2 separate regions of the Mus musculus genome follow, and region 1 is linked to region 2. A link is a loop called in an ENCODE intact Hi-C map of the cell type or tissue named here. Cell type or tissue: left cerebral cortex. All regions are shown on one strand. Each heading gives the region's core, and the rest is flanking DNA. Links, peaks and the distances in the headings are about the cores only. Region 1 overlaps Arfgef3 (ARFGEF family member 3). Region 2 overlaps Arfgef3 (ARFGEF family member 3).

Evidence for each region. Hi-C counts contacts between places; a loop is a spot of excess contacts. Peaks named below come from ENCODE experiments on the same cell type or tissue, not always from the same donor. Only the 100,000 strongest peaks of a DNase experiment are listed, where the experiment ranks them.
Region 1: a loop joins it to region 2, with 2.0 times the contacts of the local background. A loop is called at or near these places in 2 of 42 quality-filtered maps.

What each region holds. Positions count from the first base shown.
Region 1 is chr10:18,700,184-18,716,670 of GRCm38, reverse strand. The region is part of intron 2 of Arfgef3 (ARFGEF family member 3); the gene reads left to right. Among named protein-coding and RNA genes, the nearest start is that of Gm32926, 35 kb to the left of the region's middle. In left cerebral cortex, for the core only: no CTCF peak of the experiment used is centred there; DNase peaks (open chromatin) are centred at 5,523, 5,873 and 7,862; H3K27ac peaks cover 2,676 bases.
Region 2 is chr10:18,635,827-18,649,212 of GRCm38, reverse strand. It overlaps Arfgef3 (ARFGEF family member 3), which reads left to right. Exons shown (of 34, transcript NM_001033258.4): 11 at 1,297-1,409; 12 at 2,154-3,052; 13 at 13,367-13,386. Among named protein-coding and RNA genes, the nearest start is that of Hebp2, 96 kb to the right of the region's middle. In left cerebral cortex, for the core only: no CTCF peak of the experiment used is centred there; DNase peaks (open chromatin) are centred at 1,932, 2,353, 4,773 and 5,518; H3K27ac peaks cover 2,964 bases.

The sequences.
Region 1 (16,487 bases), core at 4,449-12,448, 63 kb before region 2:
CGAAGGATAACTCTCCTAAATAGGGAGGGGGTTTCGCTTTCGTTTTTGGGGGCTTTCGTTTTTGGGCTTGGGGGCTTGCGCTCCTGGCTCCTGAAGATGTAAGCAATAAAGTTTTGCCGCAGAAGATTCTGGTTTGTTGTGTTCTTCCTGGCCGGTCGTGAGAACGCGTTTAAGATCTGGTGAGGATTGAATTGCTTGATACTAAGAGACTGCCTCTGATGCATAGCTATGTTATTTAAAGCAGGGACCCAGGTATTACTGTTTTTCTAACTTTTGACAGTACTCATGCTTCTGTCAGGGCCCCATGTTTTACGGTACCTAGTTAGGTTGCTAGGTTATGTTATTATCTTGCCTCAAGACTGTTGTCTCATTGATAACAGAAATAATTGCCTATCAATCTGCCTAGTTCTGTAAGTAGTATAATTAAGAGGTAGGTATACCAACCCCACTGTCTGTACCAAGTGGGCACTCAATGACTGGAGTACTGGCACTAAGTGGACATGGGTTAGAAGAACAGCTTTCTGGTTTCTTCTTGGTTATCACAGATTCCTTTTGACTTCCTTATTGATACCCTGGTTTTTTGTTTTTTGGTTTTTTCACTCACTTTTTGGAGACATTTTCTCAGAACCCCATCCTTTCATCCTATACCTTGTTCTTCCCCATAGACATTTCATCTAAAACTTCAGCTACTGCTTCTAGATAGATAATTCTAAAGTTACCCTGAGTTCCACATTATCAACCCTTAGATGCCTCCCCCAAAAATCCTTGAACTCAGTTTGCAGTGATGTCGATCCTATACTTCCCATGTGTTCCTCCAAATTGTGCTGCAGGAGCTCCACGCTGCCCCATTATGCCATCTGTGGGTCCCGTTTCCTCCCTCTGTTTCTTTAGGCAATCATTGACTATAACATACATTCAACATGGGCCCATATAGTAGAGTAGATGCTTTTACATGATGACCATTTATAGGGTGTGTTCATTGTGCTAGTTGTTATTACTCTAATATCTGCGTGTCATGGGACCTGCCCTGAGGTTACATGACAGTGACTCCATTCTTGCTTTCTTCTGATCCAACCAAATGTCCCCCCAAACCTTCCTTTTACATTCTCAATACCTGAGGCCTCAGAATTCCCTGCTCAGACTATGTATGCCTCTTCCAGAAATCACCTTTGAGTTTCTGATTTGTGTCTTTCAGAGGGCATGTAGTACGATAGGTGTTTGTGTTCCTGGGTGCAAGAGCTGTACATGAGCAGCTATTTGTGGCGTTTGAGTACTGAGGTGTTTGTATCTGTATCCATGAGACCTCATGAGGGACAGGGTAGATCAAATAGTGGAAAATTGAAAGGCTGAAGCAGAGGATGGAAGGAGTATTGTGAACATATATAAGGATGGCCTTGGGAAGTCAGTTAAGAATATGACTAGTAAGTACACTGTTTCACTGTTACAACACTTCTCTAGGCAAGTAATATTAGTAATATTAGTTATATTACCAAAGGCTAGCTTTGACACCACAGGTAAACTGAGGAAATCTGAGTGTGGAGTCAATGACTGGGGAACTGACTGGTACTAATAGCATATTCTAAGCAATTCCTCTCCTGGGCATATACCCAGAAGATGTTCCAACTGGTAATAAGGACACATGCTCCACTATGTTCATAGCAGCCTTATTAATAATAGCCAGAAGCTGGAAAGAACCCAGATGTCCCTCAACAGAGGAATGGATACAGAAAATGTAGTCTATTTACACAATGGAGTACTACTCAGCAATTAAAAACAATTAATTCATGAAATTCTTAGGCAAATGGATGCATCCGGAGGATGTCATGCTGAGTGAGGTAACCCAATCACAAAAGAACACATGTGATATGCACTCACTGATAAGTGGATATTAGCAAGTTTTTTCTATGCTTAGCTGATGATATTTTGTATATACCAAGAAACAGATCATCAGCTATCTTATGTCTTATTTTTGAAGTCTTTCTCAGCTAAACTGGCTAATCATCTATATTCCCTTTTCTTGTATTCACAGTAGCATTATTTATTTTCGTTCACACCTTTTCTTGGTGCACACTGAAACCTTTGCCACATCCCTAGATCACAAGATCCAGGAACTCAGACCCAACCTAGAATGAATGCTTTCTTTTATCATTTACTTGTTCCAAGCTTATTTTTCTCTTCCAAGTACAATTACATGCTTGAAAGGCATGAAAGGTCACTGTCTAACTTATTCAGCCCTCACTACAAGGGATGGGCCCCAGTTTATTCTTTTTTTTTTTTTCTCCTGGGAATCAAAAATTATTCTTTCATTTTTTCAAATTTTTATTAGATATTTTCTTCATTTACATTTCAAATGCTATCCCGAAAGTCCCCTATACCTTCCCCCCCACCCCCGCCCTGCTCCCCTACCCACCCACTCCTACTTCTTGGCCCTGTCGTTCCCCTGTACTGGGGCATATAAAGTTTGCAAGACCTCTCTTTCCACTGATGGCCGACTAGGCTATCTTCTGCTACATATGCAGCTAGAGACAGGAGCTCTGGGGGTACTGGTTAGTTCATATTGTTGTTCCACCTATAGGGTTGCAGACCCCTTCAGCTCCTTGAGTACTTTCTCTGGCTCCTCCACCGGGGGCCCTGTGTTCCATCCAATAGATGACTGTGAGCATCCACTTCTGTGTTTGCCAGGCACTGGCACAGCCTCACAAGAGACAGTTATATCAGGGTCCTTTCAGCAAAATCTTGCTAGCATATGCAATAGTATCTGTGTTTGGTGGCTGATTATGGGATGGATCCCCGGGTGAGGTAGTCTCTGGATGGTCCATCCTTTCGTCTTAGCTCCAAACTTTGTCTCTGTAACTCCTTCCATGGGTATTTCCCTATTCTAAGGAAGAATGAAGTATCCACACATTGGTCTTCCTTCTTCTTGATTTTATTGTGTTTTGCAAATTTTATCTTGGGTATTCTAAGTTTCTGGGCTAATGTCCACTTATCAGTGAGTGTATATCAAGTGACTTCTTTTGTGATTGGGTTACCTCACCCAGGATGATATCCTCTAGATACATCCATTTGCCCAAGAATTTTATAAATTCATTGTTTTTAATAGCTGAGTAGTACTCCATTGTGTAAATGTACCACATTTTCTGTATCCATTCCTCTGTTGAGGGACATCTGGGTTCTTTCCAGCTTCTGGCATTATAAGTAAGGCTGCTATGAACATAGTGGAGCATATATCTTTATTACCACTTGGAACTTCTTCTGGGTATATACCAGGAGAGGTATTGCTAGATCTTCCGGTAGAACTATGTCCAATTTTCTGAGGAACCACCAGACTGATTTCCAGAGTGATTGTACAAGCTTGCAATCCCACCAGCAATGAAGGAGTGTTCCTCCCTATTTTATTCTTAATTCTAACTTTATTATAACTTAAACCATCTCCTTTAACTTTTTATCAATTACCCTAACTTCCTAAAACTATTTAAATTAAATCAGGAGTTCTATCAAATAATTAATCCATCTAAACAATATTAATTTTTGGAAGTTCATCTTCGTATTGATCTACAGGAAAATTGCCCAGTCGAGAGGGTTGTCCCCCAAAAAGCTCACTTGCTCATTGCAGCTCCTCCTGCATGGTTTCTACCATTACATGATTTTATTTTGTGTATGCTGAGAGTTTGAATGGGTATGTATGTGTACTGGTGTGTGTGTGTGTGTGTGTGTGTGTGTGTGTGTGTGTGTGTGTATTAGAAACAAGAAGAGAGAAAAATGTGAAAGAGTGCCTATATGGAGGCCACAGGTCAACATGGTGATGTCTTCCTTGCTGACTCTCCATCTTCTTGTTTGAGAGCAGGAAGGTTGTCAGCCTGACTAGGCTAAGTGGCCAGTGATCGAGGGTCATCCTGTCTGTGCCTTCTTGTATCAAGCACTAGAGATGCAGATGTGTGCCACTGGACCCCACTTTTTCATGAATATTGGAGCCCTGAATCAGGCTCCTCAAGCTTGCACAGTGCTTTACTAACTCATCTTTCTCGCCCTTAATTACATATTTTAGAGGAAGAAAATAAGGACTTGGACAGATAAGAGCTTGAATGTGACCCTGACTGCTTTTATTCTTTCTGTGGCTGACCAAGGCTCATTTTGTCCCCTCCATTTAAAGGCCAAATAAATGTCACCACATCTGTAAAGATGCTTGCATTTTTTCCCCCAGGATCTATTCTAATTTAGTGACCATGTGTCTGCAGGAGTCTTTCACCTCCCTAGTCTAGGCGTTTTATGTTATATACCTAATATTCTATGTACTGCCTGGGTATATAATAGACTAAATCAGTGTTTATTAATGAAGTTGTCTCTGTTACTAAAAATCTTATTTCTTGTATATAGATTATAAGTTGTTTAGGAATATCAATTTTAATGCAATTATGATGATCTAGTAATAGACTGGTTTTCTGTGACACTTTGATATCAACTGGAACTAAAGTTTTAAGTGTTTACTGGTGTGTGTGTGTGTGTGTGTGTGTGTGTGTGTGTGTGTGTGTGTGTAAGTATTATATGTATGGGTATGCCAGATGATTGTATTATGTGTCCAAATCAATCACTTTTTTCTCCTTATCACTTGAGAGTGCAGCTCTCACTGAACCTGGAACACACCAATTGTCTAGACTGCCTGGCCAGCAAGCACACATCACTGTACCTGGCTTTCTACACGGATGGTGGGGATCTGGACTCAGTCAGGTGTTTTCACAACAAGTACCTTACCAACTGACCCATTTTCCCAGTCATCTGTCTCTGCCTCTCTTAAATAGAACTAGGGTGGAATCCAGTGTCTCGTATTTTGGGCAGGTGTCTAGCACTGAACTCCGTCCTTACCCTCAGGTCGCGTTGAGACAAAGTCTTTTCCCAAGTTGCCCAGGCTGATCTTGAACTCACTTTGTAGACCTGGCAGACCTTGAAATTGCACTCTGCCTGCCTCCACCTGCCCAGTAGCCAGTATTACAGGGCTGTACCACTGGGCAAACTTCCCGATCTGTTTTATAAACTTTCTTGGAGAGGCCTGGGGCATATTAAGCATGAGCACTACCAGCAAGTACTAGAAATTTCTACTTGACAGAAGTCTTGCTTCACATTCTGCTGTCAGCACAGTTACTTTGTATAAGTTCTGTTAATTGTGTATGTGTAATACTATGAGTTTTGACAGGCTAGTATGTCATTAATAGGGCCTAAAATCAGTGTTTCTCCAAGGTGAGTTGATTTGTTTTGTTCTGCTGTTGAGCAGAACAGGCCTGTCCTTGTTTACGTAGACCTCTCTGAAAGATTTATGCCATAGAGCTGCTGTTTTCAAAAGTAGCTGCACATTTAAACCACTTTATCAGCGTATAAACTGATGATAATGCTGATCATGTTCTCTTCTTGCCTAAGATTTGCTTATTGAGGCTAGAAGCCTTTCCTGCACGTTGCTTCGTGGCCGAGGGATGCTGAGCTCCTGCTGAAATTCTGGCAGAGCCCGGACTCTTTATTGCCAGCTGGAGTGTTACATCATGAAAAAAGCCATTAACTAACAAAACCCATGTGCCGCCATAAACTAGGGAGGGCAGAACAATTTCTGTAGGCATGTTTCATGCTGTTAGCATTTTCATGTGAAGCCTGCATGCTTGTGTGTAGGGAGATAGATTCTAGAAGGGAGCATGATTCCATTAAATACAGTTATTTTACATTAGAAATAGAACTAACAGTTGAATGTTGGGCTCACAAGCAATCCTAGTTTGAATCAAGAAGGCATTCGGGAAATATAAAATTCAGTAAGTCTTTGAAAAATGATAAGGAGATTTTGTTTTAAGAGGAGAGAGGGGAAATTGGTCCAAGGCTACAGCACAGCTTCTGATGGAGTCAGAAGACAGGAGAGATGAAGTGAGCACAGCAGCCAGGAGGACTTAGACTACAGCCATGCTAGGAATGGGTGTTGTGTTCAGGAGCCCAGGAAAAACCAAGAAAGAGAAGGTGGTAAGAGTGTTCGCAGTGCAGGAAAGGGCTAATGAATACCACTGCTCCCTATTCTAAAGCACTAAGCAGCCTTCCAGATCTATGAATTCTGCATCTCTGGATTCAGCCAAGCTAGGATTGAAAGTATGATTCTTTTTTTAATCGCAAGTGTGATGAAACCTGTACAGACATTTTTCTACTGCCATTATTCCCCAAACACGTTTTAGCCACCATTAACACGGTAGTTATAATGTATTAGATATTATAAATTATCTGTAGATGATTTAACTACACAGGTGGTATAGATAGGTCATATATAGAATGCCGTTTTATCTAAGAGATTTAAATGTCTTGGAACATTTCCCCATATTTTTCAAAAGATGACCATACTTAATTTCTGCAATCTTTAAAATGTAAAACGCAGGGTCATTGTGGCCCATGCCTGTCATCTCTACTATTGGGATCCTAAGATAGGAAATAAAATGTATAGTGTATATGTAATTTTGGAGAGTTCTCAATACCCCTTATTCCCAAATAATTGACACAGAGACCTTATATTTATTAATAATCTGAAAGCACTAAGCCGGGCAGGTTCTGAGCTATTCCAACCTGGCTTTGTTGGCCTGAACTACCTCCCAGACACTTGCCATCTGAGTCTTGCCCTGGCTCACTCTGATCCTGTGTTGGCTCCCTCAACACAACCTCATGGTGAATCCTCTTGGCCCTTCTCCTCTTCCTCTCCCGTGTGTGTGTGTGTGTGTGTGTGTGTGTGTGTGTGTGAGTGTGTGTGTCTGTGTGTGTGTGTGTCTGTGTGTGTGTCTGTGTGTGTGTCTGTGTCTGTGTGTGTGTGTGTCTGTGTGTGTGTGAGTGTGTGTGTGTGTCTGTGTGTGTGTCTGTGTGTGTGTGTGTCTGTGTGTGTGTGTCTGTGTCTGTGTGTGTGTCTCTGTGTGTGTCTGTGTGTGTCTGTGTGTCTGTGTGTGTGTCTGTGTCTGTGTGTGTGTGTGTGTCTGTGTCTGTGTGTGTGTGTCTGTGTCTGTGTGTGTGTCTGTGTGTGTGTAAGTGTGTGTGTGAGTGTGTGTGTGTCTGTGTGTATGTGTGTCTGTGTGTGTGTCTGTGTCTGTGTGTGTGTCTGTCTGTCTGCCTGTCTGTGTGTGTGTCTGTCTGTGTGTGTCTGTCTGTGTGTGTGTGTGTGTGTGTGTGTGTGTGTGTGTGTATAAGTCAGAGGAAAACTTGAAGAACTTGTTCTTTCCTTCTATCATGTGGGTTCTGGGGATCAAACAAGCAAGCCTGGTGGCAAGTGCCATTACCCGGAGAGCTATCAAGCTATCTGGCTTGTTCCTGGAACTTTCTTCATGAAGGATCTTTTACCTGCTTGCTCTGCTCTGGGTGAGCTATTTAATCTAGCACTCATTGAGATTGGCAGAAAAAAATAACAGCAACAACAAACAGAATCCTAAGCATGAAGGCTACAGATTGGCCCGGAGCAAGTCTTACCTCATTTCCAGTTGCAAATCTTCTTTCTTGATTCCTTCAGCATCAGCTGATAACAATATTTGTATTTGTTCATTAAGTTGTTGTGGGAGTCCTTAAGTGGCATACCAAGTTATTTAATGACCTGGCACATGAAATATTTTAGTAACTGTAGTAACCGACATCCCCCTTGTCTCAAATATCCTTTGATTGAAAGTGGCAAATGCCTGGCCCAAAGGGGGGAAAAAAAAACAAACTGTATATGGTCAGTCCTTGGGCTGTGTTCCAAGAGGTGAGATAGCCACTGGCTCTGGCCTTCTTGATGCATTTGCTTATTTATACAAGCACCCCTTAAATGGCCTTGTTAACACTTCTCAGCTATTTTATCTTCAGCAATGTTTGGAGGGTGTGCCCACTCTTATTTCTAAACAGGAACAACACCTACTCTCCTTTTGTTCTATGCTCAGTGCCAAATCAGAACCTAATGTTACACGAATGCTCAGCATTTGCCAAAAATGGATTGTGGAACAGTCCTTCTTAGAAATAATATAGACATCATGTCAGCTATTGCCCCCCAGATATAAAAATAGCTTCTCTATCTGATTATACAGAATTTATATCTTATTATAGAGATAGTAATATTGATGATGCTAGATTTCAAATGAAAATATCAAGCTGTAGTATATCATTAATTGTCTTCCAAAGTATTAAAAATTGACTCTCCCTTATCCATTATCTTCTTTACTCATGTATCATGCTTTTCAAATATTGAAAGACCAGAATTTTAGAATAGAAGAGACAAATCTATTGTTCTTTCATAACACTGTAGCAAAATATTGTTGTATTTATGTTGACTTCTATTTTGTTTAAAGATATTTTCAAAGTTCAACACAAATTGCGAAGGAAAAAAATCTAGCATTAAAAATTTTTCAGATGATTGACAAGCTTGCTTTACCATATGCCATGCTGTTTTGAGTGAGACTAGACCTTGAAAGCCTCATGTATTTTAATGCTTAGTACTGGTCGGTGGAACTGTTTGGGAAGGGGTTAAGAGGCGTGGCCTTGTTGGAGGGGGTGTATCACTGGGGACTGGGCTTTGAGGTTTCAAAAGCCCACAACATTCCCTGTCTGCTTTCTCTGCCTATAAACTGTCAACTGCTACTCAGGTGAGTGCCATGCCTGCCTGGTACTGTGCTCCTCACAATGCTGGTCAGGGAATCACGCTCTGAAACTATAAACCCCTCATAAACCTTAGTCAGAACAGCAGCCATATAGAACATGTAGAACATTTGTAAGTTCCAGAAAGAAATGGAAGAGAGTTCATTCTTCATACCCTGCATGTGCGTGTGTGTGGTGTGTGTGGTGTGTGTGTGTGTGTGTGCATGTGTGTGTGTGTGTGTGTGTGTGTGTGTGTGTGGTGTTTGTGTGTGTGTGTATGTGTGTGTATATGTGTGTGTGTGTGTGTGTGTGTGTGTGTGTAAGTAAGTTCTCTCATACCTTTTTGAACTGAACAAAGGAAAGAAATGTTATAGGGAACATTTTACAAGGAGCCAGGTCTGGTGACAACAGGAAACGTTCTCTTCCATGTATGAGAGAATCTGCTGTGGTTACTAAATAAGGTTTGATACAGAAAGTATTTATGAAAGGAAAAAGAAGAGAAACCATCTCAGTATGGAATGTGTATTGTCAGCCTGTACTTAGTAAGTTCTTCCTTAAACAGAAGCTCAATCTGTTTCCAGTGCTAGATACTCTTGGATATTTATACATATACATATATGGATTTTATAATAAAATTATAGATAATACAACCTTAAATGCTGAGGTAAAATATGAGAACAACTATGTTATTTAGGATTTCTGGGCTAGATTAAATCATCTGAAGTTGCGAGTATTCAACCTTTTCTGACTTAGGAGATGAGATAATTTCATATGCTCAACTTAGTAACTGCAATAGGCTTGCTAAATAATCTCGCAAGCCTGTGGAAGAAAATGGATTTCATGTTGATCCAAGCTATGTCCCTAAGGCCTAATAGCTTCTGACAGGTGAATCTAATCTTATATAAAGGAAAAGGATTGACACTGACAAAAAAACAGTTTCAATAAAATATAAATGCGGATAGAAATAAAATGGAAATGTTTTAACTGTACTCCAGAGAATGTAAGTTAAGGAGCCAATTTGGTTGCAGTTGGCTCTGTGGAACTGACTCGGGCAAAAGCTTCACCAGTGGCAATGCATCAGTGTTGGTGCAAACTGCTCAAAGCATCCACATTTATCAGCATGACGACAGCATCCCGCATCTCACAACAGGAGGCTGAAAAACCTAATTAGGCAAGATCATGGCTCCTGGGAATGGCGGTGGCTGGGTCTTAAACTCAGTAGGAACATCCAAGGAATGGTTTGTTTTTTGCTTATAGACAGCTTGTAACGTCTCAGAATGTGAACAAATTGTTTCACCAACTCGGAGATGAAGAGGCATGACCTTGGCTATGCCTCTCTCCATTTCCAGCATGGTGGCCATTTGCATTGTCTTTTGGGAATTTCAGACATGAGTATATTCTATTATGATGAAATCTACCCCAACTCCTTTTCCTTTTAATTCCTTCCCTATTCCCAGTTTTCTCTCCCAACCTCTCTGCTCTTACAGCCTTTCTACCTTTCATTCCTTGATGATCCCTGAGCCCCAGTTACAACCGAACACTCTGCAGTCTCTTGGTCGTTGTACATGGTGCAGTCAGGAGCCTTTGTATAATCACCATCTATTGAGAAAAGATGCTTCTCTGGTGAGGGCTGAGAGAGGCATGAGAACTTAGGTGGCAGTTTAATATTGTGTTTGCTTAGCTTAAGAAAAACAGGATGTTCTCTGCTGGGGCCATGGGTCCTTGGCCCAGTTGCCTTCATTTTTATTTTTCACAATGGAATTTCATCTTAGTTTGATTTTATTTTTGGTTTTTTTGTTTGTTTGTTTTCTTGATGTGACAGAATACTTTTGAGTGGCCATTTATTTTAAAAGATTTGTTTGGTTTTACGATTCTGGAAGTTCAGAATCATGGATCTGGCATCTTCTTGGCCTCTGGTGATAATGTTGCGCTACTTCCATCTTGGGAAAACAGGACAAGGACAAGCAAGTCATCTGCTTCCAAGAAGCAAATCTCCCCCCCAGGGTGCATCACAGGGTGCATCACAGGGTGCATCAGAGGGTGCATCACAGGGTGCATCACAGGGTGCATCACAGGGTGCATCACAGGGTGCATCACAGGGTGCATCACAGGGTGCATCACAGGGTGCATCACAGGGTGCATCACAGGGTGTACCCACAGGGTGCATCACAGGGTGCATCACAGGGTGCATCACAGGGTGCATCACAGGGTGCATCACAGGGTGCATCACAGGGTGTACCCACAGGGTATTCCACAGGCATCTCCTTTTATAAATTTTCCCAAACTAAAAATCCATTAAGAGAAACAAAATCCATGCATTCCCTTTTGTAAAGCCGTAGACAGATTTGGCCATTAGCACTCTGCCAGGCTCATGTAAAAATAAGCATCTTAGTCTTATTTGGTGGGGCGACTAAGTTATACACACCTCTGCTGACTACGCGCCCAAGAGAGCAAATCTTAGACCAGAGAGAGAGAGAGAGAGAGAGAGAGAGGGAGAGAGAGAGAGAGAGAGAGAGAGAGAGAGAATATTAGTCTCCTCAGAATGGCTCTGTCCCAGTGACTGACTACTTCCTACCCAGCCTCACCTGACAACATTGCTGCTCTGGGTACCAAACTCCAGCATGAGTTTTGGTGGCAACAAGCCATGTTCAAAGCATAGTACATCTGTACTTTCAATTTGTACAGTTTGAATTTGTGATCCAGAAAAATGTGAATTTTCATTTTGTATTAATTTTTATGTGTTGTAATCAAGGTAATTATGAAGTAGTATAGCACAGCATATTGTATATAAAGGCTACCGATTTCAGCAGGAGACATTGTAAGATCATATGGTGACTTAACATATGGCTCATATCAGAGTCCTAGCATTGTGGAGTATAAGCGTACAGTATAAATGTAAAGTGACCTGTTGATGCTCTCCACCCAGAGCATCCAAGAAGAATCACTTCAAACCTTTGAAAATATGTGGTCTCACCAGAACATCTTATTTCTTCTCATGTTAGCAGGTAATTATTAGCAAGTTGTCATTCTCTCCCATTCTTTTTAAATTTGCCTTTGTCCTCTGTTGCCTTCCAGCCTGATTAAACTGGTCTGTGATCTGTGACAGAGCAGTTAAGGAGACAGGGTCAGTCTCCTTGACACGACCAGACACCGTGTCAGAGGATAATGTCTTTGGTGTGATGATAGCATACTGCTAATTATCTTTCAAGGAATAATAGTATGTCAGGACATGAAACTGGAGCCTGCTGCCTTCAGCTAATTAGGCAAGGATGAATTTGTATGTGTCTGTGCATTAAAAGTAGCCAATAAATATAAATGAATGTTGGTTTTCCTATGCTTTTTTTTCCCCAGTGAGGCAGCATCTAGAAAGATCAAAAGATAATTTATCTATGTTCTGAAAGTTCACGGGGACTGAGTGTGTGCCATGTTGCATCTTCATTATAAATCTCATCCTTAGCCCCAATTCACAGGACTGTCATACACTCTCATTAAACTCACTTTAAAAGAAAGTGGGGGAGGGGAGTTAATGATACCATAGGGCAGGGGAGGAAATCAGATGTGCCCCCTGAGTTCTGTTGATTCCTGCGTGCATTCCATTCCAGCTGAAGAAGGATCTGAGACAGAGACTACTGAATAACTGTAGAATAAGAAGGCCTGGAGGGCCTTTGATGTAAGGACAATCGCCATACCCCTGAATCTGTGTCCAGCTATTGGTGTAGACTCTTGTCAGAGGCTATCTAGCAGAATCCTAAGCCCAGCCATGCTAGCGAAGCAGTCCTTGACTCGGCACAGACCCTGGGGTTTCTACTGTACTGGGCAAAGGGCTTCACTTTCAGTCCATCGACTCAGGATGCCTGTGGAACTGGAAGGAGAGCAGAGCCCATGCATCCCAAGAAGGAAAATAATACACTCCTTCTTCTTGTGGTTTGAATGAGATGACCCCCATATTCTCAGGTATTTGAATATTTGCTTCCCAGTCACTGGTGCTGCTCGTGGGACCTTAGTAGGTATGGCCTTGTTGGTGGGGGTGGGTCATTAAAGGTTGTTTTAAGGTCTAAAACTCTCCCGCCATCCCTAGGTCACTTGGCTTCTTGTTTGTGGTCCCTCAGATTTCAGATTTCAGCTTCCAGCTCTATTTGCCATGGCAACCCATAGCCATTGCCACTCCCCCAAGTGGTTGTGATGTACTCTTATTCCTATGGAACTTTTAGCCCCAAGTAAACCCTTCCTTCTATAAGTTGCCTTGGTCATGGTATTTTATCACAGCAATCAGGAAGTAACTAATACAGCTTGTCTGGAACAAAGTGTTTTGCCAGATTCACTTAGTTACTTGTTTATTTTTAAATAATGTGTATGTATATCTGTGGTGTGTTTATAATATGTGTGTTTACATACATGTAGGCACGTTTGTGTAGGCACTTGGGAGCAGATGTATATGGAGGCCCCAAGTTGATGTTGAGGGTCTTCTATAGTTGTTTTCCAATTTATTTCCTGAAGTAGGGTCTCTTGTTAATTCAGAGCTTGCCAAACTCCGTGTCCAAGTGAATTTTGACTGTCACCTGACACAGCCTGGATAGCCCTGAGAAGGGAGTCTCTATTTGCGAATGCTCAGATCAGATTGACCTTACACATGTCTTGGGGATTATCTTGTTAATTTATATAGGAGGCCCATCTTAAAGATTTTATTGCTGTGATAAAATGCTAAGAACATAAGCAACTTGGAGAGGAAAGGGCTTATTTCACTTACACGCCCATATCACAATCCATCATTAAAAGAAGTCAGCTATGAGCTCAAAGCAGGAACTGATACCGAGGCCATGGAGGGATGCTGCTTACTTGGTTTCTCCTCATGGCTTACTCAGCTGGCTTTCTTATAGTTCCAAGGACACCATCCCAGAGGTAACACGTCCCATAGTGAGCTGGGTCCACATCACTCAAGAAAATGCACCACAGGTATTAGGGTTAGGGTTAAGGTTAGGGTTAGGGTGAGGGTTAAGGTTAGGGTAAAATCAGCCAGTACAAGGCCTTAGCACACTGTGAGTAGTATCATGCCCTGGGTCAGAAGTTCTAGGGCATTCAAAACAAGTTGGCTAAGGGGCTGGAGAGATGGCTGGGAGTTTAAGAGCATTTGATGCTCTTGTAGAGGACCTAGGAGTCCATTCCCAGCACCTACATCAGGCAACTCATAACTCAAGTGTTATGAGATACAACACCCTCTTTCGGCCTCTGCAAACATCTGCACACATATGGTACAAAAACATACACTCAGGCACACACTTATACACACATAAAAATCAACCTTTGGAGGGAAGCAGAAGAGTGGAAAGCACATAAACACTAGTTTCCCCCATGGTTTCTGCATCAAATTTTTGCTTGAACTCCTGCCTGGATTTACTATCATCTGTGCGCTGAGATAAACCTTGTCTCCCCTCAAGCGCTTCCAGTTAGAGTGCTTTGCCACAGAAGTAGAGTGAACGTAGAACCTTGCTTACTTTAGCTAGTCAGTTTTTCCTTGGATCTTCTGTCTCTGTATTCTAAGTGCATCATGGGTGGCTGCCATAACAGCCCAGCTTTTATGTGGTCTCTGAACTCTGGCTTCATGCTTGTGCGGCAAATGCATTCTCCACTCAGCCATGTATCTGTCTCCTCAGCCCCTAAGCAATGTTTTGAATTGGCCTGTTTTTATTGTGCATGGTGCTAGATTTCACAAGGACATTTTATTTGTGTTTAATGTACTTTGAACATACAATTCCCCTTTTGTCCTGGATCTTTTCGTATCCATGACCTAAAAAAGGTCAAGAAACAGCTGTTATAGGTTTGCTCCACACTTCTAATATAAAAGGCTGTTAGGAAGAATTTGTTTTAGGATGTCAGATTTAGATTTGAATTATCTCCAATACACATGAATTGAGTGGACTTGGGCAGGCTGCAAGACTTCCCAGAACCTAAGCTTTCTCTAATGTGACCTGAGGATAGACAGGCTTATTTTAAAGTTGTAGTTATAAATAAAACTAAATATGGAACCAATCCACAGTAAGAACAATTCTCTTCTTCTAGTTCATTCTGAATATAAATTAACAAAGGCACCTGCTTTGTCCTGTACTTTGTCAGCTTGTGCCCAAATCTGTATATGGTGCCTGGCACATTATAGGCACCAAATGTTAGTTCAATGGGTAGACAGGATAGCTTGGTTTAGTGCCCAGTTACATCTTTGCCTACAGTGATATTTCTCCAAAGCACTTATATTCTAATAGAGATTTTGGCCCTGTCTTTGGTTTTGTTAATACTCTTCTAAGGCAAATTAGCTCTATGTCCTGTGAAAATCCCTTGGAAACATGAGAAGGCTAAATCTGCTTAGCCTGTGTTCCCAGGCATAATTTGTGTCAGGGCTTGGCAGAGCAGTATGTTGGTCAGGTCTGGCCCCTTAGCTGGCTTTGTAAATACAGGTTTATTGGAACATGGCCATACTTATTGATTTACTTATTGTCTATGATTGCTTTTATATCTAGCAGAGCTGAGTAATTCTAGTGGAGACTATGTGAAATGCATAGCTCATATTAACCTGTCTGTATATTGAAAAATTCTGCTAGTCTCTGCTCTATGGTCCATGCACACCTCACTTCAACTCTATAGGACTGGTTTTTATTCTATTTTATTTTAGACAGTCTCACTTACTACAAAATTTGACCTGGCCTGGTATTCGCCATGTAGACCAGGTTGACCTCAAGCTTGTGACAATATTCTTGCCTCGGCCTCTTAAGTTCTGGGATTACAAGTATAAACCATTGTTCCCATCGTGTCTGAATGATTCTATAGCCCCAGCCCTTCACAGTAACTGATACCTTTCAAGCCAACACAAACTTACTTGAAACAATCTCACGCTACCAGGCCTGCCTTCATCACAGCGTGAAGAACAAACTAGGAAAGGGCTTCAGGGTCATGATACAGCCTGACATTCCTGGAACTTGACAGCAACCTAGTTCAAATTAGTCATAGGGTAGAGAAAGGATTGTCAGGGCTACTTATGTAGATAGAGGGGTGGTAGTGATTTTTCAATTGTGTATAAAGAGTATTGCTTCCCAAGGGATATTTACAAAGGGATGCCTACTATTGCTGGATTTGGCATTCATGCTTACCTTGATCTATAATATGCAATGCATGTACAATATCAGCCTGCAACTACCTCACAGATTTCTCCTGTTCCAGGCTATTCGGCTGCGAGGGGTGTGGATTTACTGGGTGACTTCTTGGTACGGTACCTCGCTGTCAGATCTGACTCCAGATTGGAGATGAAGGTTCTTTCATAGTGTCTTCACCCTGCTGGAGATTGTTCGATTGTTTCAGGGCAAAATCCAGGGTTGCTTCTGCTGCTCCTCCATCAGCCTCTGACTCTGATCCCTCCCTCTGTTTCACTCTTCTCATTGCTTCTCCAAGCTTATGAACTGAGTGTAATGAAACAAAAGAAGCTTTTGCTTCTTTTGGAAGCCTCACCTCTCCCTCTGTAGTCGCAACAGTGCCTTTGCCTTGTCACTGAGAAGGACAGACAATACTAATAATAACAAAGTTACAGTCACCCATCTGGAAGTACCTTATTTGGGCAATTCCTCTATCTGCCAAAGGATGTGCCTACTGTAAATCGGCAGCACTGTTCATTGATCATCATGTAAAAATGGCCATTGGGTCATTGGGTTGGCAAGGAGAGAGGGGAAAAGGATTAGGCACCGGGTGTTCTTCCTGCTGGCCTGTTGTCAGCTGCCTTCACAGCTGCAATCAGGCAGGTGTCCAAAACTCTCAGTCAGTGGGGAGTTGGTGGATGATTGCACAGGAAGACTGCAGAGCTGTGGGGTAGACTGGAAGGAATCAAGGCTATAGGCAAATTTCCATTTCTT
Region 2 (13,386 bases), core at 100-8,099:
GAAAAGTCACTGGAAGAACATGTCAGCTGGGAAGCTGATGGCCCATAGCATAGAAGGCAGAGGCTGCCTCACTTACAATCGTTTAGTGAAGCATCATCTCCAGTGTACTGTTACAACACGTAGTGACTCCCGCCAGAGAAGATATAAACTAAATATAGTCAAAATAGTATTGCTGTAATAGTGATTTATCCTAAGAGAAAAGGAAACTCTGTTCTCGGTGACAACAGGGGTGAAATAAGTCAGGTACAGAAAGTAGTACCACTTGATCACATTTATATGTGAATTCCAAACGTGCTGAACACATAGAAGCAGATAATAGAATTTCGGTCACTGGGGGATGCGGGGATGGATGTTGGAGAGATGCTAATTAAGTGACTTAATGTGAGGAAGTTAGAGAGAGCCATTGTACAGCCCAGTGACTATACCAGTGTATCACATTCTGTTTTGTACCTAAGTATTTTGTAGCTTCAATTAATTGTATTAAAATGTACATTTAATATCATTAGTCCAAAATCTGAAGTGCAGAGGTTTCTTCAGTACTGACATAATTCCATAAGTAGATAATATGATGGTACAAAACCCTCATGCACTAAAGTTTTAAAAATATTGTGTAACATTGCCTTCAGGCTAAAAATACAAGTTGTATGTGAAATAAATGTGATGTTTAACTTGGGTTCTATATTAGTTCCTTCCTGATGCTGTATCAAAACACCAGGCAGCTTACAGAAGAGAAAGATTATTTGGCTCTGCAGTTTCAGAGGATAAGAGCCCATTATGGCAGGGAATTGTGGCAGCAGACAGAAGTCTTGGTGTCAGGAAAAGCCGAGAGGTCACACCTCAAGCTGCAGGTAGGGAAGCGTAGGGGGACCAGGGACAAAGCATCACTTGTATACCACAGCACCTCGCCCCAGTGACAAACATCCACCAGGAAGGCCACACCTAAACCTACCCAAACAGCACTACCATTTAGGACCAAGAATGTAAATGCTCAAGATTACAGATGATATTTCATTTAGAACACCACAAGTTTCACCCTGAAAATACCTCGTTGCATAGGTACCAATAGGCCTATTGAAAAGTTAAGACCCAGATCAGAGATTCTCCTGGTTCTAAGTATTTCTGAGAAAAGAGCCGCAGCCTGGTAATCATTTCTCCTCTTATGTCCTTCACTAAAGAAAAGCACATTGCTTACTTGATATTGTGATTCTAACATTTGGTGTATTTTTGGTTTGGTTTGGCTTGTTTTGTTTTTGTGATACTCACTTTTCTGTTATTTTCTCCTTTTTTTTTCTAAAGATACTTGGGAGCCCACAGCGTCTGTATGACTTGGCAGGACCAAGCTCTATTGAGTCTGAACCAAGGAAAAGATCTATTTCCAAAAGAAAGTCTCACTTGGATCTTCTCAAACTGTATGTTGCATTTTCCTTCTGGGTATGTGTTGGTAGTCCAACACTGCTTCTCTGAAGACTTTTCATCTTAACCCCAAATTCACAAACTATTGATGAATCTACATTTTAAAATGCGCATATTTAATTATTTACCCACAAGCCACATAAAACATATTAATTTATTCTACTTATAACTTGCCAGATTTCCATACTGGCTTAAAACTGAATCTACACACTGAAACATCTAAAAACTATTCACTGAATTATGAAAGAGAAGAGTCTTTTGATGTACAGTATGAGCTGTAGGATTCTATTGCAAGTAGCTCCCATAGGAAACTTAGTATGATTTGTACAAGTAGTGTTGGCATACATCTGGTAAGAACCTGTTTACACAGAAATGTCTTTATGACTCTTAGCCACAGCAACTGTTTCTATTTGAAGGTCTGAACATAATACAAAAATAAAATTCTCAGTGTCTGTTCTTGAATAGAACAACATATTTCCCTTCTGGAATATTTACCTGTTCCCAGAAAAACTTAGCCAACCAAGAGGGCATATGGTTTTAGGTGGAGAACTTTATCTGGAATTTTTCCCAGCCTGAACATGTTTGAGTCATTTATTGTCTTAATGTTATGCAAGTTATACAAATTAGACTATCTCTTTTGAATACTGTGCAGTTGGCCAAGCTAATAACTCTTGTATATTTGGGGGCATTTCTTGGTCTTTCACGCCTGGCTGCTATTTTCTGTCTTGAACACTGTTTAGCATCATGGACGGCATGACAGAAGCATGCATCAAAGGAGGCATTGAAGCCTGCTACGCTGCTGTGTCCTGTGTCTGCACCTTGCTTGGGGCTCTGGATGAACTCAGCCAAGGGAAAGGCTTGAATGACACTCAAGTGCAGCAGCTGCTTCTGCGCCTTGAAGAGCTGAGGGATGGGGCCGAGTCGAGCCGGGACTCCATGGAAATTAATGAGGCTGACTTCCGCTGGCAGCGGAGAGTGCTGTCTTCGGAGCACACTCCATGGGAGTCAGGCAATGAGAGGAGCCCTGACATCAGCATCAGTGTCACCACAGACACAGGCCAGACTACCTTGGAAGGAGAATTGGGTCAGACGACACCAGAGGACCACAAGAATGGGCTCAAGTCACCAGCCATTCAGGAAGGCAAGGGGACCATGGGCAAAGTGTCAGAACCTGAGGCTATAGACCAGCCAGATGTGGTTCAGAGAAGCCACACAGTCCCTTACCCCGATATCACCAACTTCCTGTCAGTGGACTGCAGGACAAGGTCCTACGGATCTAGGTATAGTGAGAGCAACTTCAGTGTAGATGACCAAGACCTGTCGAGGACTGAATTTGATTCCTGTGATCAGTATTCCATGGCGGCAGAAAAGGACTCAGGGAGGTCTGATGTGTCAGACATTGGGTCAGACAACTGTTCCCTGGCTGATGAAGAACAGACCCCTCGGGACTACATAGGCCATCGGTCCCTTCGAACCGCTGCTTTGTCTCTCAAACTGCTAAAGAACCAGGAGGCAGACCAGCACAGCGCCCGACTGTTTATACAGTCCCTTGAGGGCCTCCTACCCCGGCTGCTGGCCCTGTCCAGTGTGGAAGAGGTGGACTCCGCCCTTCAGAACTTTGCCTCTACTTTCTGCTCAGGTTTGTAAACTGTCTCTTGCCACAATAACATTGAGAGCTTTGTGCCTTCGTGTAACATCTTTCTGCCCGTGGTTTGAACTGCTTAAAGCAGTGGTTCACAGCCTTCCCAATGCTGTGACTCTTTAATACATTTGCTCATGTTCCTAATACAGTCCCTCCAACCATAAAATTATGTTCATTGCTACTTCATAACTATAATTTTGTTAGTGTTATGAATCATAATGTACATATCTGATATGTAGTGTGAGGGTCCAAAAATCTCAGAGGGAAGACTCCAGACTCAGTTTGCAAAAAAACAAAGAGTTTATTCGACAGAAACAACTGACATGTGGGGGTCAAGCATTTTTGAATGGCGACCCCAGACAAAGGTACACAGGTCTTCTTAGAGGGAACTAGGGGGACTCTCCAGAGAGATTAAGTAATCTAAAATTTCATTGGTGGGTACTAGGGTGTCACAGGTGGTCAGTGGTCTGCATTCCTAGGTCATCAGTGTTTTATCATAGGATGAGATAGGGCTGCCGAGGGCAGAGGGTCCATCCTGAGATAAGATATTTCCCCATTTTTGTGATCCCCAGGCTATTCTTTGGGAGGGGGTTTAATGATCTTATTCTAGATTTTATGGAGCTGATATTTTTTTTAAAGATTTATTTATTTATTATATGTAAGTACACTGTAGCTGTCTTCAGATACCCCAGAAGAGGGCATCAGAGCTCATTATGAATGGTTGTGAGCCACCATGTGGTTGCTGGGATTTGAACTCAGAACCTTCGGAAGAACAGTCAGTGCCCTTAACTGCTGAGCCATCTCTCCAGCCCCAGAGCTGGTATCTTCTGGCCTAGTTTCTGGGACTTGTGGTCTGTTCCTAGAGCTGGTGCCTTCTGGCCTTTTTTTGAAATCAGTCCTGGACCTTCAATGATGATAAATTGGCTACTTAAATATAGACGAATGGGGTTTATGTTGTCCTTTCAGCAGGCTATTTGATATGTAGCCCCTTTGAAAAGGTCATACAACCCCTAAGGGGGTGCAACCAAAGGTTGAGAACCACTGGCTTAAGGCATGTTAGTCAACCCTAGCTTTTCTTCTGTTGAAGAGAGTAAAGATCTAGAAGACTTACAGGTATAGGTTTATGATGCAGAGACAAGCTCCACAGCCTGAACTACTCTAACTAGCTGTCCTTGGTGCCAAGGAAGATAGTCCATCAGGTATCCGTGGTCCAGAACAGCTGCTTTTCAGAGCCCAACACCAATGGTTATGGTAATGATTCAGTCTCTGGAAAATGGTAATGTCATGAGTCACACAGTCTGATAGGTTATTTCTCTAATGGCAAGATGAGCCAATTCAAGCTAGATTAGATTATATATAGACAGCTTCATTGGGAAGCTGCTCTCAGTTGAGTTTACTGGCCCCAAGGACTGAGACCAGGGAAGTCACCATGGGAAGAGAGAAGCGGAGGGAGGGGGAAGAGAAAGAGAGAAAGAGTATATGTGCAGAGAAAGAAGGAGAGAGGGGAGAGAGAGGGAGAGATCAAAATGTCTGGATTATATAGGGAAGAGCCTCTGGGGGAAGGGCAGACCATCTCCTGGGCTGGAAAGGTCAGGGTTGGGGCAGGGTATGCCAGGTCAGGACTGAGGAATGCTGGAAGAACCTAGAGGCCAGGTCTGCTTTGATATGTAAAATATGCATCTCAGTCCCTTGTGTGTGTGTGGGGAGGGGGTGTCTAGAAACCAAACATAGTCTTCTTTTTTAAATTACAATTATGCAACTCATCAGGGAGATGTCTCAGACAGTGAAGACAACCTGAATCATGAGTCAGATATCTAACTTTGTGATGCTTTTATTATCATATGCTAATTGCAGCGTGTTCATACAAGTATCTAATGTATTTTTATTGTGTTCACCCCCTTTACCCTCTGTTTCCTTCCCTCTGATCTCCTTTACCCACGATCCTCTCCCACTTTCTTTTGTCCCTAATTGTAGAAGTGGGCCTAAGGGTGGGAGTGGGGGTGGGGAGGCTGGTGGGTGTGAGCCAGTGAATTTCCTTAGGATTGCATATGACAGAATGGGAGATGCTTTTGTTTATGGGATTATGGGCATTACCAGTAACTAGACCTCTGAAGAAGATGACTTTCTTCCCTGCCGCCAACCATATATAAATCCCCAGGGAGCAGTGAGAGCCTCCCTCTCCATGACAGAACTTTGCTGGGTTCAATCTTCTTCACATTTTGTATAGACAATCACCTCATCTGAGCTCAAGACTGCAATAAGCATGTTGTCTTGGGTTTTTATTGTTTTGATAATTGTGACAAAACCAACTTGTGGAGAGGTTTATTACACCTTATAGCTCACAGTCCTTCATGAAGGGAAGTCAGGGCAGGAGCCCGCAGCAGAAACTCTGGAAGAGAACTACTTGCCTGGCTTGCTCCCCATGGTTTTCCCAGCCTGCGTTCTTATGTAACCCAGGGCCATGTGCCAAGGAGTGGCACCACCCACAGTGGATGTGATTCCTACATTGATAATTGACCAAGGAAATGCTCTATAGACTTCCCTACAGACATCTGATGGAAGCATTTACTCAATTGAGATTACTCTTTCAAGTTAATTCTAGGTTTGTGTAAGGTTGACAAAACCCAGCTCGTACATGTGTCAAGCCAGAAAGTCAGAGTTTCACACCACCTTCCCTTCTTTTGTCTCCTATGTTCTTTCTCTCCCTTGTTCCCTGGTGTCCCCTGAGCCTTGGAGAGATTGGTATTGATTTTCTGCTTATAGCTGAGCATTCACCGTTCACTTATTGTCAGCAGCTAGGGGGTTTGCACTTACTGCTTGCCACTGTAAAATGAAGTTTCTCTAACCATAGCGGAGAGCAGTACTGTCCTGGCTAGTTTTACGTCAACTTAACACAAACTAGTGCAGAGCAGTGGTTCTCAACCTGTCGATCACTGCCCCTTTGGTATATTTGCAAGTTTAGCTACACCGCTTGGTTCCCGGCAGGTCAGACTCCCAGACCTCCCCAACCCCCACCCCCAACCCCAACCCCCACCCCGCATAGGAGCTCTTTGGATTCCTGAATGAAAGACACATACTCATTAGTTAATTTATGACATGCTGTGACTAGCTCAAAGGCTGAGCACTCCTAACCCTTCTCCTGTTAGCAAACACTCCCTCTGGTACTCCTGAGACTCCTGAACCTTCTCCTAATAGGGGAAGTGGCCAGTGGCCACCTACCGGAATTCTTACATGGCTGGTTGGCTTTCTCTCCTGCACTTTGGTGGCTGAATGACCCTTCACAGGGGTCACATATCAGATATCCCACATACCAAATATTTACATTACTATTCATAACAGTAGAAAATACAGTAGTGAAGTAGCAACAAAAAATAACTTTATGGCTGGTGGTCACCACATCATGAGGAAAGGGTTGAGAACCACCAAACTGGAGTAATCTGAGAAGAGGGAACCTCAATTGGGTGGGGGGAAAAAAAGCCTGTATAAAATCAGTCAGGAAGCAGGCAAGCCTGTAGGGCATTTTTAAAATTAGTGATGGTGCCAACCTGGTGGTCCTGGGTACTATAAGAAAGCAGATTGGGCAAGCTCTGAGAAGCAAACCAGTAAGTTGCATCCCTCCATGTCATCTGCAGCAGCTCCTGCTTCCAGGATATTGCCTGGTTTGAGTTTCTGCCTTGGCTTTCCTCAGTGGACTCAGGATATGAAATCCAAATATAGCCTTTCCTCCTGGGTTTGCGTTTGGTCATGGTGTTTCACAGCACTATTAGAAAAGTAATTAAGACAAGTGCTAATCTGTGGGCCCGGACACAGTTATGTAGAAGATAAACTGACGATGCATTTTTCCCATTTAGTGAAACAACCACGATAGCATTCCTTCTAGGGCCTTTGACTTCCTCAGCCACATATATTGGTTAGGTTAATAGTTTCAGACATTAACTCTCCCGATGGGATAGGCCTCAAATTCACTTAGGAAGCAGTTGGTTTCCATGGGATACTTGCCTCTATTGTGCTATCGGTACATCTTAACTCAGTCGGTCAGTAGTATGGCTTGCAGAGTCCACATCTAAGAATGATGGTAGTGTCAGTTCTCCCGAAGCATCCTGAATAGCACCACCTATGAAAGCTATTCACTACCATGGTGCTCCCCAGAGGGGAAGATGCGTCTAGCCAGGCTCCAGCTTGATTTTTCTGTGCCCTGAGACCAGTTTGTGTAGTGACTTCAGCAATAAGATCTTACCCTCTAGTTCTGAGGAGCAATTAACTCAATTAATACAATTGTTTGTATTGTTTGAGGATCTTTAAGACTTTTTGACTGATTATTCATAGCAAGACAGTCCACCCTCTGCGCTGGAATTTTCATTTAATAACCTATGGCTTCTGGGAGTTTCTTTTCCCACCACACAAAGGTACCTCTGTTCAAACATATGTTTGTTATTGATTTTAATTTTTAATTATCTTACCAAGTATCATATTTCCTCGTGGCTTTTTCATACATTGTTATTTTGAGCTGACATTTTTCTTCCAGATCTTTAATTATTTATTCATATATTAGAATGTTTAAACCTTCTTTCTCCCTTGCTCTGTCATCTGGCCTCTGCTGTCTTAATTGAATCAGTCACTTAACATTTCCTGCCTGGGGACTCCTATGACAAGACTGCTGGTTATGCCACTGGCATGAGCTTCTCTAGCTGAGTGAATAAATAGTCTTTTTGTTTTTCAAGCCAAATTGCTTATGGTGTTTTGTAAGGGAACTTGGAAGTACTCAAACAAATGGATTTTCTAAGACTGTGCTCGACCTGATCCATAACTGCTACCTAAGTACCTTTTTAATATTGCACAGAGCAAGGTGTCATCTGGGTTAAGTGGATCCTCAGGACCAAAAGCATCTCCATCCCTGCCCAGAAACTGGTAAGAGGTCACAGGCACCTATCTACTTGAGAATGGCTCTCCCATAGATGAGTGGTTTAGAGTAGGCTTGAGACTGAATGTAAAGCGGACTGCTGATGATAGGGTATTTATAATTTTATCAAATTTTATGAGATGAAGTAGTAAAATCTAAATCTCAGATGTTTAAAAAAAATGGCTGTTTCTTTAGGTTCTAACAGTTCTGTCTCTAGACTCCTAGCCCACCTAGCTAGCAAGACAATTAGTCTCTGCCTTCCTAATGGTCCCCATTGCAGGATCAAACCCAAAGTTGGAACTTATACAAGATCTGAAATGGAGGGACTCTGATGATTTCTAACTCCAGTGAGCCCTAGTGACCCAGTTCATTGGCTACCGGGGCGTTATAAATCTTGCTGTGTACTTTTGAGCTTGGAGTCAGAAGATTCTGGCACAGCTGGGACTCCCTGCGCACCTCCATCTGTGTTCTTTATAACGCCTCAGGTCTTTGCAGACACAGGAAGCCCTACACTGCAGCCCATACTAGCTAAGCACCTTCGTGTCTCTGCCTTGCTATCTCCTCTCACTGCCCCTCAGGGAGTGAGTCTTTGGAGGAGGTCATAGCCTTGCAAATCCAAAGCATGAAGACAAGGACACTTTTACTAGCTTCAGCAGCTAGCTATGGTTTCAGCAACCCCAAAAATGGCCATCTAAGTTTATCTCAATGTCTTTGTGGAACTCAAAGTAAAAAATTAGTTCTAAACTAAGTAATTATGTTTGTCCGTCTTAGTCTTTTAGGCTTGTGTGTTTGCAGGTATTATAAGACTCAATGATTACTGAAGGAGGATTCATTTTTGTCTCTCCTGTTAAGTCTGAGGTTGGCCATGCAGAGTTCCTCAGTGACCCAGGGCCTGGCACTCTCTGTTCTTCTCCTCTGCTCTGCTTCACAGTGACAACTAAGGTGGCCTCACTGTCCAAGCTGCATATACAGCCTTCATGTCCAACCAGGAAGAGAGACAGCAGAATAAGGTCACAAAGGTCCCTCCTTGGAGATCAATTTGGCTGCTTTAAAGGGTGTTCTATATGCTCCATGTCTAGATGACCCTAATGCTGAAGACACTATACACATGGGTCTCAGGACAAAATGTGCTCTGTCTTGATGAGTGGCCTCATACCCACACATAAAGTAGAGAGCAACAGAGGAACAGTGCCAACATTGAGTGTGCCCCCCCATGTGTGTACTCACCATGCACAACTATTTGCAAATATCTGTGCTGTGCGTATTTTTGTTTTAGGAATGTATTACACAAACACACATGGCAAACTGCTAAAGGACATCTCATCATGTAAGCTCTTTTACAACTGAAACAGCATACTTGGTTATCAGTTGAGTATCAATTATATGAATCGCAATGCAAGCATGCAGTGCTCAGTGCAGTCATTAAAAAGAAGAAGAGATGTCCAGAAATGTCACTGTGCGGTACAAAATATATGGTCCTGTCTTCTCAGCAACTAGCTTACCATGCACGTAGGAGAGAGTGTTGCTGGCAAGGGTGTCATTCAGGGTTAGAAGAACATTTATTGTTCTAGGTTTGTTGTGCTCTATAATGCAGTTAAATGTTTTATGTCAAGTATTTAATTTTGATTTTTTTAAGAGAAATGTCACATTATCTTAACATAGGAAAGACTTTTTAGAGTTCTTTTGTGATAATTTTGTATCCAGTCATTTAGACTTGTAACCAGTCTAACAGGTGATCCATCCTCTTGTTCCTGGAAATTAAAGAACATCTTTATTCAAGCTGGCAAGATGGACCATAGTTATCAGAGCCTGAAAAATATAAGCACTGTGGCTAGAATATGCAAACAGTCATAACTTCCCTTGGTTTATTGCTGCAAAATGGATAATATATCAACAAGGCCAGTCAGGAAAACATGCATAGAACCTACCATGGAGTGCTTATCAGAGAGATTGTGTGCAATAAAATCAGCTCACATTAGCAGCAAAGCATAGAGCACAAAGCCAGTTTCTATCTGTGTAACGTTAGGCAAATTCATCAATGTCTCAAGGAAATTCTCCTTGGTAAAAAAAAAAAAAAAAAAAAAAAAAAAAAAAAAAAAAAAAAAAAAAAGAAAGAAAAGAATCAAACAAAATAATGTATAGGAAGAAAATGGTTGTACATGATAGACAGTATTTTGTGAAGTACAGTGTGTGTTTATTGTTGTTGGTTTTGACTGATATCAGCAGAAAATATATCTGGTATATCAGGAAAATGGTTCCTTTATTATGTATACAGAATAGTTTTCATTTTGTCTTATACTCAAGTTTGTTGGTTATTTATTATTGTAAAAATTAACCTGCACATAGATAGCAGGGCACTGCTGGAAAACATTGTTAACAAATCCAACAAATTATTTCAGTCATAAGCAGACCTCCCAGCAGTGTCTTTGAGCTTTGTTGCACCTCTAGCAGTGGCATGACTTTCCATGCCAGCAGATCCAACCACGGCCTCTTTCCCTTTCAGCATCGAGTGTGTGTGTTTGTGTGCAACAGTAGTAATCAAACAGGGAGTTATTGAGGAGTTGGAGAGGACATGGCAGGAATAAAATAATAGGTCTTGTGTGCATGGTCACAAAGTGCTCTCAGTATGGTCTGGACGGGCTGCAGTGTTCTGACAGTGCTCTGCAACCAGGCTGTTCCTCACTGAGTGTGGCCTAAGGAGGATATACCTAGATGGCATTCATACTTACATAAGCTGGTGAACTCCAGTTCTTTCCAACCTCGAAAGCTTTTGGGTCCCTACCTTCTTACTAGCACATTAAACTTCGCAGTTAGGGATAAATGTTGCAGTTGCAGATCTGCATTTCCAGTTCTTATAAAAAATTTTTATATATCAGATGAGGGGCATCTCTGAGGAAGGAATTCTCTGAGACATGGTTTGAAGAATACGTGAGCCTATGCTATCTTCACACGTGATTTTAGGATAAACTAAACCTATGCTATCTTCACACGTGATTTTAGGATGAACTAAACCTATGCTATCTTCACACGTGATTTTAGGATGAACTGTTTCCCCCACATGCAGATCCCTAGTCTCCCAGTGTTTGCAGAAGCCGATGTGATTAACATTGTATAAGTTTCAGATGATGGGATGCCACCCAAGGGCTCTCTGAGAGCTCAGACGCAGCAAGAGCACTCCGGCAGACTGAACTGTGATTGGAGCATGCATGTTGTACTCCTGTGTGTGCTGGCTTTCTTGGCTAACCTGCGAACATCCAAAGGGCTATTCAAATGAAAATTCTACTCAGTATGAAGTATCATCTTATATAGTATTTTAGGGAGAAATACTTGAGAATAAGACAGTAACAATTATGGGGTTATTTTTTCCCTCATTAAAAAATGGCTTATTGCCACAAATTTATTTACCATAGTTTACTCTTCAACATGTACACTTGAAGTGTATATGGTCTGTGGATGTTCATATATATGTGGATGCATATATGTGTGTTTGTGTTCATGTATATGTATACAGATACCTGAGGCTGATATGGACTGTCTTTTTTTGATCACCCTATACCTTATATACTGAAGAGGGGCCTCTCACTGAACCCAGTGCTTGCTGGTTTGGCCAGCTTGCTCCAGAAATCCCTGTCTCTGCCTCTCTCATGCTGAGATGATTCATAGACTTTCATGTTCACCTGGCTTTTTAAGTGAGTTCTGGGACTCTGAGCTCTCATCCTCAAATTATTGCAGCAAGTTCTCTCCAGCCCTTACATGTTTTTTGATATATTATGTCATTATTTCTTTTAATTTTGCTAAGAATAAACATATACCACTAAAACTGATATTTTAATCATCTTCCATGTACAATTGAGCACAAATTATATTTATTGTATTGTGCAACCCTCAGGACCATTTCTAGAGCTCTGCCTCTAACTAGAAATGAGTTCTTCTCCAATTCCCAGTTAATATGCTACCTCTGTAAACTTATCCATCTAGGCAGTGCACATCAGCACATTCTACATATTTATCATTTTCATCTCACTTATTGTATGTAGCAGAATGTTCTCAAGGTTCGTCTGCGTTACAGTGCTGACTAATATGTCATTTTATGTGTCCCCCGCAGTTGATTACCCACTTGTTCCTTGCTAAACATGTGGTTGTTTTCACCTTTTGGCTACTGTGAATAATCCTGCAATTAGCACTGCTGGTCAAGCACATGTTCAAACCCTGCTCTCGGTTTTTAACAGCATATGCATTAGAATGCTAAGAGCAGACCATAAACAAATGTGCAGGTTGATAGAGTGACTGATGCCTGTAATCTCAGTGCCTGGGAGGCTGAAGCAGGAAGAATAAGGATGACATCATCTTGAGCAACATAATGGGGCCTGCCTCAAAAAGCCAAGAGGTAAAGGTGTTGCTTAGAAAGTAGAGCATCAACCTGGTGTGTGTGAAACCTGACTTCAATCCCTAGCACACACACACACACTTGCATGTCTGCACACATATGCATGCCTACACCTGTGGCATCAAAGCAATTAAGTACAGGGAGAGAACAGTTTGTGTAGCTTGGAAGGAAGCTATGGAATTGAAAGGGAAGGTCTCTGAGAAGCTGACTTGAGCATAACTCATCAGAGGTCTAGGAGACCAAGGCAGACATAGAAGTGGGAAGAAATAGCAAGCAACTTAAGAACAAGAGGTGAGAGGGGATGAGATTCAATGGTTTTATGTTGTTGTGGAAAGCATCTGGATAAATTTGACCCTTAAGAAGTTTATAGAGGGTTCAGAGGGCTTTACCCAAGTCACTGCTGCTAATTAACAGCTCGAGATCTAGTTGTAGAAAATCAACTCCAGGGCTGGCAAGATGGCTCAGTGGGTAAGAGCACTGAGTGCTCTTCGGAAGGTCCTGAGTTCAAATCCCAGCAACCACATAGTGACTCACAATCAGCCGTAATGACATCTGATGCCCTCTTCTGGTGCATCTGAAGACAGCTAGAGTGTACTTATTTATAATAATAAATAAATCTTTGGGCTGGAGCAGGCAGGGACTGAGGGAGCAGTTGACCAGAGCAAGCAGAGGTCCTAAAATTCAATTCCTAACAACCATATGAAGGGTCACAGCCATCTGTACAGCTACAGTGTACTCAAATACATGAATGAATGAATGAATGAATGAATGAATGAATGAATGAAGAAAAGAAGAAAAGAAGGAAGGGAGGAAAAGAAAGAAGAAAATGAAAATCAACTCCAGAACATACCCTTCCTGATAGGTTACTTGCATCTGGTCCTGTGAGCACACTAGCTAGTAGTCAGCACTATTTAGAAGTGCTCTGCACAGTGGAGTTTCTATTGCTGGAATCTATCCTGGCTCTCCAGATGCAAGTGCTAGCACACTGTGGCAGCCCCATGGATGCCTTCATTTCTTCTCATAGGCATGATGCACTCTCCTGGC